Regions from separate parts of the Homo sapiens genome. Here region 1 is linked to region 2. A link is a loop called in an ENCODE intact Hi-C map of the cell type or tissue named here. Cell type or tissue: mucosa of descending colon. All regions are shown on one strand.

Region 1 (2,500 bases), 62 kb before region 2:
CTTGCACTTTGAAAGGTAGGTGCTTTGAGTGCAGCAGCACGGGCCAAACCAGGCAGCTTCTCCCCACTCCCCACTCCGGGGTAACCCTTGGCCGCCATTAGCTAACCTGCCGGCTGGCACCTGGGGCCTCCTTTCCAGGTCCTGATTCCCAGGTCTGCACTAGACCAAGCTGGAGTACCTCTGCCTGCCATCCCAAAGCTAGTGGACAGTGTCTCAGAGTGCACGGCGGTGGGGCTCACAGCCTGGTGCTTTGCGGGTGTCTCTCCCACTGGCAATGCTGGGTGGGCCAGGTGAAGAATGAATGGATGAAAGAATGTTTAGATCAGTGGCTCGCAAACTTTAGTGTGCATGGGAATCATCTGCTGGGCTCCACAGAGTTTCTGTTCAGTAGATCTGGGGTGGGGCCCCCAAATTCGCATTTTTTTTTTTGAGACGGAGTCTCGCTCTGTCGCCCAGGCTGGAGTGCAGTGGCGGGATCTCGGCTCACTGCAAGCTCCGCCTCCCGGGTTCACGCCATTCTCCTGCCTCAGCCTCCCAAGTAGCTGGGACTACAGGCGCCCGCCACTACGCCCGGCTAATTTTTTGTATTTTTAGTAGAGACGGGGTTTCACCGTTTTAGCCGGGATGGTCTCGATCTCCTGACCTCGTGATCCGCCCGCCTCGGCCTCCCAAAGTGCTGGGATTACAGGCGTGAGCCACCGCGCCCGGCCCAAATTCTCATTTTTAACAAGTTCCCAAGAGATGCTGATGCTGCTGTTCTGGGACCGGTACTTTGAGCACCACTAGCTCAGATTATCTGTGTCTCTGTCACCCGGATGAAGGGAGCGGATTATTGAGTTGTGTGCAGTGTAGACTAACAGGAGATGGAGAGCAATCCGATGACTGTATCACCGTTCCTGAGACAAGGGCGGGAAGTATGGGGGCAGGGGGAGAGTAAGAACAGGCGGTCAGAAGTCCCCAGAGACCTGCGGAGGGAGGGACTGGTAGAGGAACAAGGAGACTAAGCTCCGGACGGTGAAGCAATGGGACTCTTTGCAGCTGGGGTGGCGGGAGAGCCGGTGACCCCAGGGAGTCTGGGCTTCCAGCATCCGGAGGCTGCAGTCTGGGCCTCCGCGTCTCCGAGCGCCCGAGGCTGCCCCCGCGAAGTTAAGCGGTCTCGTGGGGGTGGGCTGCGCCGCGTCGCACGGAACCCGCCTCCTGGACGCACCCTGAAGAGGCCCGGAGACCTCCCGGGATTGCTGCCATCTCCAGCTGCAGCCCGGCCCGGTCTGCGAGCGTTGAGGGGCCCAGCCCGGTGCAGCGCCCCCGATCCTGGCGCTCCTTTCAGCTCCAAGGGGCGCGCACGCAGCCCAGGAACCGCGATCGCTCAGCCAGCCGCGGCTCCGAGCTCCGCGATTTCAGCCGCGCGGTCGGGCTCTTGAGTGTATGCGTCGAGGGGGGCCCCTCTGCAGCTGCGCTGGGGGCCGAAGCGGGGCACAGGGGGCAGGAGGCTGCGGGCCGAGGGCGCGTTGCCGAGAGCCAGACCCCGGGTTCCAAACCCCGCCCTGCAAAGAATGAGCTCTCCGACCTTGGCCAAGTCGCTTCCTTTCCTCGGCTCAGTTTCTTCATCTGTAAAATGGGGGTGGGGACGATGATCTCCGTTTCTGAGGCTCTGAGGATCTAGGACGTGGAAGGCACAGAGAAGCTCCTGCACTAACCATTCCGGGATCCCCTGACCTTTGCTTGCAACCCGGAAGAGGGTGACCTTGGAAGAACCGCCTCTCGCCCTCCGTCCTTGGCTGCCTCCCCCATAGGCAGCATCCGCACTGCCCGCGCTCGGCTCCACAGCCGCTCACCGCCCGGCCTCTCCTGGGCCTCAGGGGACGCCGTTTCCGGGCCACGGGCGTGGTTGCCGGATCGGAGTCCCACCTCGGTTTGCGACCTTGGACCAGGGTACGACCCTGGACCACAGCAACCTGGCCGCAGGATACAGCGTGTGATGTGCTTGGCACAGAGCCCGGCACAAGGGGAGAGCTCGGTGGATAAGGCCAATTGGAGAACGGAGGCCTGCCCCGCCTCCACTCAGCGCAGCGGACGGATCTAGCGTTTTTTAAAAAGAACTAGGGGCCGGGCGCTGTGGCTCATGCCTGTAATCCCGGCACTTTGGGATACCGAGGCGGGAGTATCACGAGGTCAGGAGATCGAGACCATCCTGGCCAAAGTGGTGAAACTCCGTCTATACTAAAATACAAAAAATTAGCCTGGCGTGGTGGCGCACGCCTGTAGTCCCAGCTACCCAGGAGGCTACTCAGGAGGCTGAGGCTTGAACTCAGCAGGCGGAGGTGGCAGTGAGCCGAGATCGCGCCACTGCACTCCAACCTGGCAACAGAGTAAGACTCCGTCTCAATAAAAAAAAAATAATAATAAAAATAAATAAATAAAAAAAAGTAGGGAAGCATCAACCTGGAGCAATTGAGCTTAAGGACTGCTCTTTTCCAACAAGTAAAGGCTGGCCACAGGT
Region 2 (2,500 bases):
TGGCACAATCTCGGCTCACTGCAGCCTCTGCCTCTGGGGTTCAAGTGATTCTCCCACCTCAGCCTCCCAAGTAGCTGGGATTACAGGTGCATGCCACTACACCTGGCTAATTTTTGTATTTTTAGTAGAAATGGGGTTTTACCATGTTGGCCAAGCTGGTCTCGAACTCCTGACCTCAAGTGATCTGCCTGCCTTGGCCTTATTACATGTATATTATTTATGATGGACTAAATTCAAAATAATTAGGGCAAACAAGATACAAGGAGGGTTTTAATTTGGCAAAGATGAGGCTGGTATTAAAAAAACCCAGCATCACTGAAATATGAGAGGGGAGAGAGACCTGGTGTAACCTCTGAGATGGGCACCTGATTAAACATACTTCAGCCACCCTCTTTGGCTTTTCTCACAAAGAGATGTGGCCTAAGATGGAGCTGTTCAGGGGGTAGAAGACTAAGCCCAGCCTGCCATTCACGTGCCAGTGATGCTGTCTTCTAGGCTCTCATGTATGCGTGAGCCCTTAGAAAGTTCTTCATTACCCACTTAATTCTTTTCCTTCACAGAAAAGAGTACTTAATGAGAATGGTCTTGTTCACCTAAGCAAGTGAGTCAAGGTTATGTGGTTAGAAAACTCATTAATAACAAATAACATCTTAAAAGAGACAGATTCAGATAGCAGCTGGCAGGAGCCAACTCCTCCAGTGGCATTAAAAACAAGACAGGGTTGGTGGTGGTGCTGACAGGCCTGGTCTCCCATCAGGCAGGAACACCTCTTGGTCTCAATTTGGTAAAGAATTTTACCTTGCAGCTACCAGATGTTCAGGAGCAGAATTCTTATTTCTGCCCCTTTTCAGATAATAGGTGCAAAAGAAAGCTTTAATGGGTTAGGAAATCAAACAGGTTCAGGGTACCACAGCTCTTGCTTGGGGAGAGAGTGAAGGACCAGTCCGGCAGGACGGGCAGCAGTGCTGAGCAGAGGCTACAGCCTTCGCAGGATCTGAGAAGAATGACGACATCCCCAGTTTGTTGGCTGGTTGGTCTGTTCATGTTCATCTCCCCCCTTTTCCACTTACTGTCTCTCTTGCATACACGGGCACCACCTTGAATGGATCCTGCTGACTGGCTCATGGAGGCTGACTGCCAGAAGCCAGGGCAGGAAGGACAGGGCGTAAGTTGCTCAGTGTTATCTGGGATCCCAAGATGGTCTCCTCTTGGGGAGGGATCCCCAGGAGCTCTGTGCCAGATCCAAAGCACCAATAAGTTGCTGGGCCAGAGAGGCTGTTTTCAGGGGAGGGAGGAGAGTCCCTGTCCATCTCAGACACTGCTCACTCACACAAAGCATCCTTTCAGAGTTGCTGGCTGGCAGGGTTTTTTTTCAGGGTTTGTGCACTGAATACAAATCGAGTAGCCTCACTGGGCTGCCATACAAACTGGCCCTAGTCACCAAGAAAGTGATAGAGAATGAGAGCTCTTCTAGCCAGGCTGCCAGTGTCTAGGCATCATGGTAGGAGACCCCTCAGATCCCCAGCTGGTAGCTGCACAAAGGCTGGGGATTTAGCACCCCCCATCAGAACCAGAGCCATTTCAGTCTGGTGTTCATCAGAGAAACAGTTTAAAGTAGACCAAGATGAAAGGTTCCCCAGAACACCCTGCTTAGCATTCTTGGCTGGTAGTGAGGTAAACATTGAAAGATGGGGATTCATGGCTTGGAGTGGTGTTGGGATGAGGCAGAACAAGTTTCAAGGTGGTCATGTTACCTGTGGTTAAAAAGAAATAAGCAAACAAATCTACCTGTGAGTTCTAGCCAAATTCAGAGCTGTATCAGAGAAACTCAGTATGTAAATGTGAGAGAGTATGTACATGAATAGACCAACTAGCCAACCAACAAACTGGGGACATTCTCATCCTTTCTAAATCTGATAGAGGAGCTGAGAGTTCTAGCACGTTTAGATCATGTTCACCTATCCCCAATTCCTCTAGATATAAAGGTGATTTTCCACTGGAAGCATTTGCAGACAGAGTTGCCTCTAAAAACGTGGAGCAAGAGCAGATTGGAGGCTTGATAGATCTAACTCCTGAAGAAGCTCAAGTCATAATAAAAAAGGAACGCAGCATCCAGGAACCTGGATGTTAGCCAATTCACCCATTGGTTGTTTGATGACTCATGGGATAGCCAGTGGTGTGGGCGCTGGGCTGGTTTCCCGGTGTTCCCAATGCTGCGCTGCCCTCCACCTCTTATTTTTTAAATTGTTATTATTATTATTTTAGAGATGGGGGGTCTCATTATATTGCCCAGGCTAATCTCAAACTCCTGGGCTTAAGCGATCCTGCATCCTCGACCTCCTGTAGTGCTAGGATTATAGACAGGAGCCCCTGCACCGGGGCCCCCTCCGCTCTTAAGGTAAAGTGCTTGTCCTTTTGCTCAAAGATGGGAAGGGGTGGGATGAAGAGTACCAGCTACAGAGAGACAAAGTTCAAGCCCACATTTCCATCATGGGTCCCT

Evidence for each region. Hi-C counts contacts between places; a loop is a spot of excess contacts. Peaks named below come from ENCODE experiments on the same cell type or tissue, not always from the same donor. Only the 100,000 strongest peaks of a DNase experiment are listed, where the experiment ranks them.
Region 1: it touches region 2 in a loop (5-fold over the local background); 10 of 110 quality-filtered maps call a loop at or near these places.

What each region holds. Positions count from the first base shown.
Region 1 is chr7:128,103,114-128,105,613 of GRCh38, reverse strand. No RefSeq gene overlaps it. Among named protein-coding and RNA genes, the nearest start is that of MIR593, 23 kb to the right of the region's middle. RefSeq lists an enhancer at 1,578-2,415. In mucosa of descending colon, no CTCF peak of the experiment used is centred here; DNase peaks (open chromatin) are centred at 1,138, 1,406 and 1,928.
Region 2 is chr7:128,041,035-128,043,534 of GRCh38, reverse strand. The region is part of intron 16 of SND1 (staphylococcal nuclease and tudor domain containing 1); the gene reads right to left. Among named protein-coding and RNA genes, the nearest start is that of LRRC4, 11 kb to the right of the region's middle. In mucosa of descending colon, no CTCF peak of the experiment used is centred here; no DNase peak of the experiment used is centred here.